2 separate regions of the Mus musculus genome follow, and region 1 is linked to region 2. The links are chromatin loops, found by intact Hi-C in ENCODE. Cell type or tissue: heart. All regions are shown on one strand. Each heading gives the region's core, and the rest is flanking DNA. Links, peaks and the distances in the headings are about the cores only.

The links. Hi-C counts contacts between places; a loop is a spot of excess contacts. Peaks named below come from ENCODE experiments on the same cell type or tissue, not always from the same donor. Only the 100,000 strongest peaks of a DNase experiment are listed, where the experiment ranks them.
Region 1: it touches region 2 in a loop (3-fold over the local background); 7 of 42 quality-filtered maps call a loop at or near these places.

What each region holds. Positions count from the first base shown.
Region 1 is chr9:96,551,699-96,557,084 of GRCm38, forward strand. It overlaps Rasa2 (RAS p21 protein activator 2), which reads right to left. Exons shown (of 24, transcript NM_053268.2): 18 at 1,415-1,488; 19 at 605-711. Among named protein-coding and RNA genes, the nearest start is that of Gm28729, 29 kb to the left of the region's middle. In heart, for the core only: a CTCF peak has its summit at 2,601 (motif pointing left); no DNase peak of the experiment used is centred there.
Region 2 is chr9:96,282,916-96,288,301 of GRCm38, forward strand. Tfdp2 (transcription factor Dp 2) reads left to right here. Exons shown (of 13, transcript NM_001184706.1): 5 at 4,686-4,807. It overlaps Gm39408 (a long non-coding RNA gene), which reads left to right and starts at 578. Exons shown (of 2, transcript XR_871038.1): 1 at 578-1,694; 2 at 1,735-2,354. In heart, for the core only: a CTCF peak has its summit at 2,212 (motif pointing right); no DNase peak of the experiment used is centred there.

The DNA.
Region 1 (5,386 bases), core at 131-5,130, 270 kb after region 2:
GGTTAAACTGCTCATATGTGTGTGTGCACATGTGCACACATGCCAGTAGTCCCTGCTATTTGGGAGGCTGATGCAAGAGACTGCTTAAGCCCAGAGTTCTGGGTCAAGACCTCATCTCTTTAAAATATCTCTCTTCTCAATTATTCTACTATTCAGGAATTCCCAATGAAGCACTCTATATTCTCTCAAAGTACCTTGTATCAGGCCTTTATGTCATCATTTCGGTATTCATAGGAGAAGCTCTCCTAGTTGGTATTTACCCATCAGATTTCATGGGACTTCAAAACCTACTGAGCACCATGAGTTAACAGATTAGCTGAGTGCTTGTGGTTGTTAGTTAACCTGTTAAGTCTGTGCCTTTCTGCTTTGTATTGTTATACTGTCTTACTTACCAAGTCCAGTTGTTTTATTCTCAAACTGGTTTACACCAGGCTTTTACGTTATAGTTTTATTATATACTACATAATGTGATAAAAGAAACACTTCAGTTCAGTTTTGTGTGTCACTGTGGGACAGACACTCTGAACCATTTACTGTGCAGCGATCACCGCGGCACCATGAACCAGCAGAGTAAAGCCACAACGAAGCCCAAGCACAACTCTACCTTGCTGTCTGTGGTAGGTGAGCTCTCTGCTCGTCAAGCAGAACCATCGTTTCTTGAAGTTCTTCTTTCCAATACGGGTTCTTCCTTGAGCTCTCTTATACATCTCACTGCCAACATAACAGACAGAAGCAAACATTTAACCCTCAGAGGTGCAAACCACTGCCCTGAAACCAAGCTGACCCTGACTGTTAGGTGCCATCGCGGCCATGCACGGCTACTAGTGCACAGCAGTGACGTCTGGGGATGACTCAGGACGTCCTTCTATCAATGCAGGGCTGTCTTAGTTCTCCTTTTAGGAATGGCGTAGCCTGCATGACATCTATGCACAGTGTACATTGCCTGTGGAAATCTGAAGAGGGCATCAGATCCCTTGGAACTGGAGTTACAAACAGTTGTGAGCTGCTCTATGGGTGCTGGGAATTGAACCCAGGTCCTCTACAGGAGCCACTACCTCTCTTAACCATGAGTGAGGCACCTCTCCTCTTCTAAGTAATGTCGTTTTAGAATTGTGCTATACAGAATAAAAAGGGCCAGGAAAGTTATTTCCATCTCATTATTCCTAGTAACAACCACTCCTCGGTAAGGAAACAGAGCCATTTCCTAACTACAGAACAGCCTGGGACTGTGTAGTCAGCGTGTGCTGTCCTAAGACGGAGCAGACAGGGCCGTGAGGGTGATTTACCTGGCTGAAGCCGCTTAGGAAGCTCTGGAACAGAATGAAAACTCAGGTGTCCTCCTTCTCAAAGCCATGTTCTTTGTACTTACTGTCTACAGTGAGTTATAACTTTCATGTCTCATTTAGTTAATTACCCTTCTTTCAGGTGCACAGGCTCACTCGTACCACTGGACTCTTTAGTTTCCGTAGATGAAATTTCATCCAAGAACTAAATGGGGAGATGGGGAAGTATTACAGTGTGTGAGTAAATAAGGTATATTATAAAAAATTATTTTATCTGTCAGGTGGTGGTGGCAGCACACACCTTTAATTCCAGCACTCCAGAGGCAAAGGTAGGTAGATCTCTGAGTTTGAGGCAGCCTGGTCTACAATGAGTTTCTGGATAGCCAAGGCTATACCAAGAAACTCTGTCTTAAAAAACAAACAAACTTTTATCTTGCATGTCACTGATTATATTAGGGAATTTCTTATTATTAAAGTATATATATATATGCAGGTTGGAAATCTCTTGCTTAGAACCAAAGTGCTTTAGATTTAGGATTCTGAAACATTTGCATATATAGTAAGGTATCTTGGGGACTGGACTCATATCTAAACAAAATTCATATACATAGCCTAAGGGTAATTTCATATAGTTTTTGTTTTACTACACCTGCAGTTTGTGACCTATCACTTGAGATGAAGTGTTTAATTTTCCACTGTGACATCATGTCCACTCAAGAAGTTTTAAATATTGCAATAGTTCAGATCTTAGATCATCTTGGATCAAAGAGGCTCATCTTATAGTAATCTATGAAATAAAATACATTTGGTTATACAAAGTTCCCAATTTACAAAAGAAAGGCGTTCTAAAAAATTGTTTCTCTCTCTCTCTCTCTCTCTCTGGTTTTTTGAGACAGGGTTTCTCTGTATAACCCTGGCTGTCCTGGAACTCACTCTGTAGACCAGGCTGGCCTCGAACTCAGAAATCTGCCTGCCTCTGCCTCCTAAGTGCTGGGATTAAAGGCAAAAATTGTTTCTTAACTTACTCAAATTCTGAATGTACTTACCTAGAGAAATAACTCAATCTATAATCCTTAACTGTAATTCGTTTTGAGACAGGGTCTCACTATTTCTGAGGCTGAACTCAAACACACTGTAATCTTCCTGTCTCAGCCTCCTCAGTGCTAAGATGACTGGCATATACCACCACATCTGGCCCTTATCCATATTTTTGGTACCCTGGCTGGCCTAGAACTCATTCTGTGGTCCAGACTGGCCTCAAACTCACAGAGATCTACCCTCCTCTGCATCCCAAGTGCTGGGATTAAAGGCATGTGCTGCCACCACCTGGCTCAAAGCATTTATTTTTCTTCCCTTTTAAAACTCTCATCTTTGATTTGCAGCAAACACTGGCACAGGGCTCTCATGTACTATTTTACAGTGTGTTTTCCATCGTGACAAATAAATACTGTGTGTGACTACTGGATGGAACCAAAGGGGGATATTTAATACAAGTACAAGGATTTATTGGTCTTATGTAACCAATAAGCCCTCCCATTCATTGGTTATTCATAGAAAATAGCTTGCTGATTTCTATTATATATAACTGGTGACCTTGACAAATGAGCTAACCTAAAATCAAATATAAATATTTACAAATTTTCTATGCAGAATATAAGGATGTGGCTCAAGAAAATTTGTAGCATCCATTGCTAGAAACAGGAGGCCACTCAGTGAACAGCATTTAGCTTCATGAGTATGTAAGCTGGACTAGTCACGGGCTTCCCAGCACGTGGAAAGAGGAAACAGCACTTCACAAAGCACCTCCCCCTCTTAGAGAGGAATCCTATCTATCTGCTTATCCAAGAGATATTATGCTCCCAGTTGTCTGGCCTGTATTGCTGTCTTCGCTTTTGTTTTTAACTTTATTTTGTTTAGGATTTAGGATACACACGACAAAAGCACATAGTTTTATAAGAAGGACATCAAGGGACGAGTGCTTCCTCTACAGGACTGAAGGCGCAGCAAGCTGGGGCTATGGGTGCTGTGATTCGCCCACCAGAGCACTCACTCAAGAGGCTTCCTTCCAGTTTGCTGGAAGGGAATCTTGGTAAGTGAACAACCAAGAACAGAATCCTTTTTGTCTTGGTGGTGCAGGTTCAAGTATCCAGGGACAACAGTAACAAAGTATGCTGTCTCATCTGTAGTTCTAATAGATGGGCCATCCACCAGTGGAGTTTAATGGCTACTTGAATATCTCACTTCTTAGCATTATATGAAGAAGTATCAGATAAAAGCCAATGTGTGATGTGAAACCACTCAGACGTAAGTAACTGTAGGTAAGGAGCTGGTTTAGATTCACTCTACTTAGAGCTGTAAACATCTTCACTCCCTCACAGTGCTGTGCTTCTGTCACCAAACTGCATAACCACCTTGTATCCAGAACTCTGCTGGTTACCTTTCCTTTTACTGTGTGGGCAACAGCGTATGATTTAGTTACGAGTCACTTAAAAGTCACTAGTATAAATGCCAGTATGGATGAGTTACATGGACACTCGTAATTCCTTAATTATAGAGGCTGGAGACAGAACAGTCTAGGATATGTAAAATCCTAGGTCCGATCTATAGACAGACAGAAAGACACATGGACACACACAAAGATAATCAAGATTTTTTTTCCCCCGGAGACAGGGTTTCCTCTGTGTAGCCCTGACTGTCCTGGAACTCACTCTGTAGACCAGGCTGGCCTCGAACTCAGAAATCTGCCTGCCTCTGCCTCCCAAGTGCTGGGACTAAAGGCGTGTGCCACCACTGCCTGGCGATAATTAAGATTTTAGGACAAACTATCTTATGCTACCTCAGGACTACAGATATACATGAGACAGTAAATGTACTATGGTTAGAATCTATTTGTGAGTATACAAAACTTGTAATTTTATTTTACAAATTAAAAGCATATTATTAAATTTTCTCAAAAGCTTTCAACTAAAGGAGAAAAAAATTTAGGTTCAGCATAGTGGTGTACACCATTAGTTTCAGCACTTAGGAGGTAGAGGCAGGTGGCTACCTGTGAGTTTGAGGCCAGCCGGGTCTACATACTAAGAACTAGGATAGCCAAGGCTATATACTGAGACTCTGTAAAAATAAAACAAAACCAAGCCCTATCTGATGGGAGCATTTTCACTCATAGAGTCTTCGAGAAAGTATGTCTTCAGTCTAAACAGGTACTTCAGTAAAAATGTTCTTGGCCATCAACAGCTAAATCATGTATAGAAACTCAACAGGCTTTAAGACTAGCCTTGCTAACTTGGTTCACTAAGTTAGGATTGTGATAACGAAACATTACTTTCTTCAAGTTTAGTTTAGCTATATCCTAAGATAATTTTTTGTTCCAAGTTTTTCAGGGTTATAATAATGTATTTTATGTGAATGAATAACAAGTTAAGGACCAAAAAATTAAAGACTTAAAAAGACTTCTCAGTTTCTAGTCACACTCCTTTTTACATATTGTAGGTCTTATATCGACATTTTATGCTGTAGGCATTTATATATTTTTATTTTTACTTATTTTTTTCCAGTTACTACCATGCATACTCATTATATTGAAAACACTGTTTTACATTTTTTTCTGACTTTATGTGAATGTGTGTGTCTCAGCACACACATGGAGGTTGGAGGACAACTATGGGAGCTGGTACCCTCCTTCCAATCACTGTGACCCCAGCAATAAGGTCCTCTAAGAAGTCCCTTTACCTGCTGAGCCATCCTGGTGACCCATTTTGCTTTGCTATGGCAAGTGAGTACCCACTCTACTACATAACAAGCTCTACTAGGCTTTAGTCCTAGAACAAAGGTTCTTAACAAAGCCAGTTCCATCCTCCAGGGGACATCTATTTAGTAATAGCTAAAAGCATTTCTGGCCTTCAAAACTGGGTATATGCCATTGACATTTAATTGATGGATGTTGCCATATATCCTACGATGCAAAATCAATAACTACCTAGCCCCAAATGTCAATAGTGTTGCATAGAAATCTGTATTTATAGAGTTAAGGCTTACAGTAGTTATTGTTAAGACTTGCTTAATCTCACAGCTTTATTTGATAGAATTGGAAGAAAAAGACC
Region 2 (5,386 bases), core at 95-5,094:
ATTTTGCTAATTAATATCCAGTGTTATTCTCAATAAAGAAACTTGTTTTTTCTTATGTTTTCTTTCTCATCCTCTTTCAAAGTCTTTTATATCAGTAACACTAAGCTCCAGGCTTCTAATAACAGAAAATAATTCTTCAGTAACAATGCTGTACAAGTGAGACATAGAGTACTTAGGATAGTCTTGTGAAGATTCCTCTTGTAGGAGCAGAGCAGTAAAGAAGCTGATGGAATACTCCAGTTAATTAACTAATAAGCTCGTACCTAACATGACCATAAGTTTGATGGACTAACTATTCACTTGGATTTCTTAATTAACATGAACAGTTTATAATAGCATCTTTAAAAAACTAGAACTTAATATTGCATTTTGAAGCATTGCATAGATACAACACCTTAAACAAGAGTTGAAACATATATTCATAGTATGTTGTAATGAAATATAGCCTTAATCTGTATCAATATACAAAATCCAAACCAAATGTAAATTTTTTTTTTTTTTGAGACAGGGTTTCTCTGTGTAGCCCTGGCTGTCCTGGAACTCACTCTGTAGACCAGGCTGGCCTCGAACTCAGAAATCCACCTGCCTCTGCCTCCAAGTGCTGGGATTAAAGGCGTGCGCCACCACGCCCGGCTCCCAAATGTAAAATATTTGGTTCGTTAATATTCTTTGGTCTAAAAGTAGATTCAACAATCTACCCCTTTATCCTATTATTTCTAACTTCTCTCTCTTTCTCTAACACTAGATAGGAGAGAGAGAGACGGACAGAGGAAAGAAACAGAAATCCCTGAATCTAACCTCTCTGACCAAGACCACTAATAATCCTCCCACTGAGTAACCAAATCCACCCACATCAATTTTTGGGAATGAGATGCCATTCTCTTAAAATTGCTTCCTGCAATCTGGGGGTGTCAGCCCCTTTTAGGAGTCTGTATAAAATTGGGACATGGCCAGTCTCAAGAAAGCTAGCTGTAACATTTGTTGTCCAGTCCCTCTGTGATGGGAAAGTGCAGGGCTTAAATGAAGTCCTGACTGTTTGGCTGGAAGTAGCAGGATGCTGGAATAAATATGTCTCAGCATCCTTCTCAGCGTCCTTCAGGGTGAGTCTTGTCAGGGCCGCTCTAACATCACTGGGGTTTGGTTGTTTGTCTCTGTGAACCTACAAGCTTTTAACTGTAATACACATTTTTGCATGAATGCATGTTTGGCATGTTAAAGGTGATTCTTTGAGCAGGCAAAAGTTAGTTTGAACTATATAACCAACCTGTAATACAAATTTTCATCGATGCCATTTGAAGGATGGCATGTAATAATTCCTGAAGATTCTGTAGCCAACAAGATCTGTTGGCTTTACAGAGACACTGTCATGTGTCAGCCTGTCTCAGAAATGTTCCCACGTCCAGAGGCAGCACAAACTTTACCTGTTTTATTCTTCTTGGTTTCTCCCATCCTGCTATAGGCTATAGGCAGGATGGGACCTTCAGGAGGTCTGTCAGATCTAATCTTTATTATGATGGAACCCCTAGCTTTTCTTCTGTTAAAACCAAGGCAAAACCTCTTCTCTAACGTAACGTATTTCCTACCTTCCATTAAAGACATCCTTATAATATATAGGTTGGTTTATTTCCATTAAAGACATCCATATAATATATAGGTTGGTTTATTTCCATTAAAGACATCCTTATAATATATAGGTTGGTTTATTTCCATTAAAGACATCCTTATAATATATAGGTTGGTTTATTTCGGCAATTTTTCCCCATAGCCCAATGTCTCTCAGTAGCTCTTGTGTTTTACTCCTTTGAAGTATAGCTAAATCCTTTCACAATTGTCCAACTTGTAGGATTATGAGATATGCCAGTAATATATTTTCTGCCATAATATCTAAAATATCGTATTCTAAGAATACATATATTAAAGTACCATCAACTTTAGTCTGTAAAGGATTTCCAAGATAGCCACCATCTCTAATAAATGTGCAGTCTCACAATCAGCCTTTTTAGAATTCAAGGCAGAAACATCAAAATCTTGACTACCAATTGTTTGATGTATTAAAATATATACATATATTAATTCTCCAAACTCTATAAAATGAAATATATAATCTATTGTATGACATTGTTCTGAACATAATCTTTATTCTTAACTCAGCATAGTCTCTTTATTTAGGAATTTAATAGGTTGGCATTCTGCAATCTTGTCACAAGGTGGCTCTGTAGGCTTTGGATTGGGTTCCTCCAAAGATCCTTTTTCTGAGAGGATTTTACAATCCGTTTATTATTATTGCTAACACTGGCATTTAATATTTCAATCTTTTCCATTTGTAAGTTTGCTTTCTTTTGATTTTTAAAAAAGGGATATATAAAATTGCAATTATTATTGAAAAATAATTATTTGTATGCTGATAAGTGATGGGGTCTAGATGCATTGTGTCATTGTGTTTTCCATTTTTTAACGCAGGAGACATTTTTCTTTTTAATCTTTCTCTTCTTAATGACTTTCCAAGTATCTTATGAAGTCTGTTGAGTTTTCAGTTTTTCTATTTCCATGTATCTGTAGCTGGTGCCTGCCAAGTCTCCCAGCCACTCAGCTAACTCTTTGCACTGGCTGTTAGCTTCTTGTTCCACCCCTTTGGTCAGTCCCTCTCTTTGTCTGACTCCGAACTGCTTCAGGCTGTGTTTTCCCCACTGGCTGCCTAGCTCTCGTTTTCATGCTTTCCAACCCTTCTCTGGAACCCTGTTGTGCTTGGGAGATGCTCTGAGGCTCCAGTACCCGCCAGCTGAGTTAGCTCATGGGCCTCCTCTTAAAAGAGCCTCTCAGGCTAGGAAACTGCTCCAGGAGGTGTGTGGAAACACAGGGGTTTTTCTCAGGCTCTAAGTCTGGATTCTCAGAAGCCAAAAGGGGTGTTCAGCCAGATACAGAGGTTGATGATAAATGACTGTCAAAAATACTCCAATATCATTTTGGCTCTCTATCTGTAACATTCTAACTCTCCACTGACTTGAAATTCTGAAGTTCAGATCAGTACAGAAGGTACATTTGGCCTCGCCTCCCCTCCCCTCCCCGCCTCCCCTCCCCTCCCCTCCCCCCTCCCCTCCTCTCCCCTCCCCTCCCCCCCTCCCCTCCCCTCCCCTCCCCTCTCCCCTTTCCCCTCCCCTCCCCTCCCCCCTCCCCTCCCCTCCCCTTCCCTCCCCTCCCCTCTCCTCTCCTCTCCTCTCCTCTCCTCTCCTCTCTTTTTTTAAAAGATTTATTTATTTATTATATGTAAGTACACTGTAGCTGTTTTCAGACATGCCAGAAGAAGATATCAGATCTTGTTAGGATAGTTGTGAGCCACCATGTGGTTGCTGGGATTTGAACTCAGGACCTTCGGAAGAGCAGTCAGTGCTCTTAACTGCTGAGCTATCTCTCCAGGCCCCATTTGGCTTTTTCAAGGAACTTAGATTTTGCATCGTATAACAATCCAGATTGTATAGTGGTTTTGTATGTATATTGAGTTCTGAAGATCTACTTTACTGTTCTCCTAGGTCACATAAATCAGGCTCTACTACAATTGTAGACTCAATTTCAAATGAAGCTTTTGTTTCCCTCTTATGGGTACCGGTTGGAGGGTTTACTTGCTTGCTTTTAGTATAGTGTCTCATTTGGTGGCCCTAATTGGCTTCAAACTTGCTAACATCCTCCTACTTCTGCCTCCCAAGTACTAGGATTAAAAGCTGATTTGTGTACGGGCATGTTACATACATGTGTGCTTGAAGGCCAGGAACATGCATCAGTTACCTTGCTATATTCTCTGCTAATTTGAATGCATGAGGCAGGGCATCTCCCTGAACTTGGAGCATGCATATTTTCAGCTATACTAGAAGCACTAACAGTTCCTCTCTCCCTAATTCCCTCAGAACTGGGCTTACAGGTAAGTATGCATGGTGTGCCCAGCTTATTATTTGATGGGATTCAAACTCCTGACCTTACAGCTACACAGCAAGCACTCTTAACCAGGGTGCCATCTTTCCAGCTCCCAAAGTGCTTACCACGTAGGAAAAAAGCTGTTCATTTTTCTGACAGTAAGAAATTGTCAGTTGTCAGGTTAATCCTCAATTGCTGATCACTTACTTGAATCTACACTGTGACATCATGTCAGGAGTCAGGGTACTGCTGTTCTAAGATGCTAAGATAGAATTAAACCAAAGATACTAGTGATTGCTTAGATGATCATCATTAAGAGCTCTTGACGGCACTTCTTCCCCACATGTTAGCCAAAAGCATCCTGTCTGTCTGTCTATTATATGGGTCTTTTACCTGCATTTGTGTCTATGCACCATTTGTGTACCTGATGCCTGAAGAGGCCAGAAGAGAGCACTGGACCCGTGGAATTGGAGTGGGTGAATTACGGGTGGTTGTGAGCTGCCATCACCATGTGGGTACAGAGAATCAAAACCAGGTCTTCTGGAAGAGCAGCCAGTGCTCTTAACTCCATCTCCAGCTCCCCCTTCCTTTTTAAAAAGTTGCCTTTTAAATATATATGCTTATTTTTTTGAGACAGGGTCTCACTATGTAGCCCTAGCTGGCCTGGAATTCTAGATCAGACTAGCCTCAGGCTCACAGAAATCCTCCTGCCTCTGCTTCCCCAGGGCTGGAATTAAAGGCTTGAATAAAATTTTATTTTCTTGTTACCAACTTTACAGATTATAAGCACACCGCAGAGAATTGCCAATTCAGGAAGTGTTCTGATTGGGAATCCATATACCCCTGCACCCGCAATGGTCACTCAGACTCACATAGCTGAGGCTGCTGGCTGGGTTCCCAGGTAAGAGTGTCAGAAATTACTGTTTCTAAGCCTCCCACCCCCTTACTAGCTTGCTGTCTTATCTTCTTCCTACTCCCTCTTTTTACATTTTACATGTATTTATTTTGTAAATGTGCACACATAATACAATGGAGTCTGTGTGGAAGTTAGAGGAGAACTTTGAGAGTCAGTTCTCTGTCCATTGTGTGAGTCCTAGAGATCAAGCTTAGTTTCCCCATCTTGCCATCAGGTGCCTCTATCTGTCATCTCACCACCCAGAGATGTAATTATGTATATGTGTGTATGTAGGGGGTGGAGTATGTGACCAAGGGTACAGGTGCCGGCTGAGTCTAGAAAAGAGCATTGGCTCCCTGGAACTGGAGTTACAGGCGCTTGTGATCCACCTAACGCTAATGCTGGAAACTAGGGAACTGCGGTCCCTAAGAAATCTGCATGGACTCTTAACAGCAGAGCTGTCTCTCCAGAAGGTTCTTTTGGTTTTTGTTTTTGTTTTTCCGAGACAGGGTTTCTCTGTGTAGCCCTGGCTGTCCTGGAACTCACTTTATAGACCAGGCTGGCCTCGAACTCAGAAATCCCCCT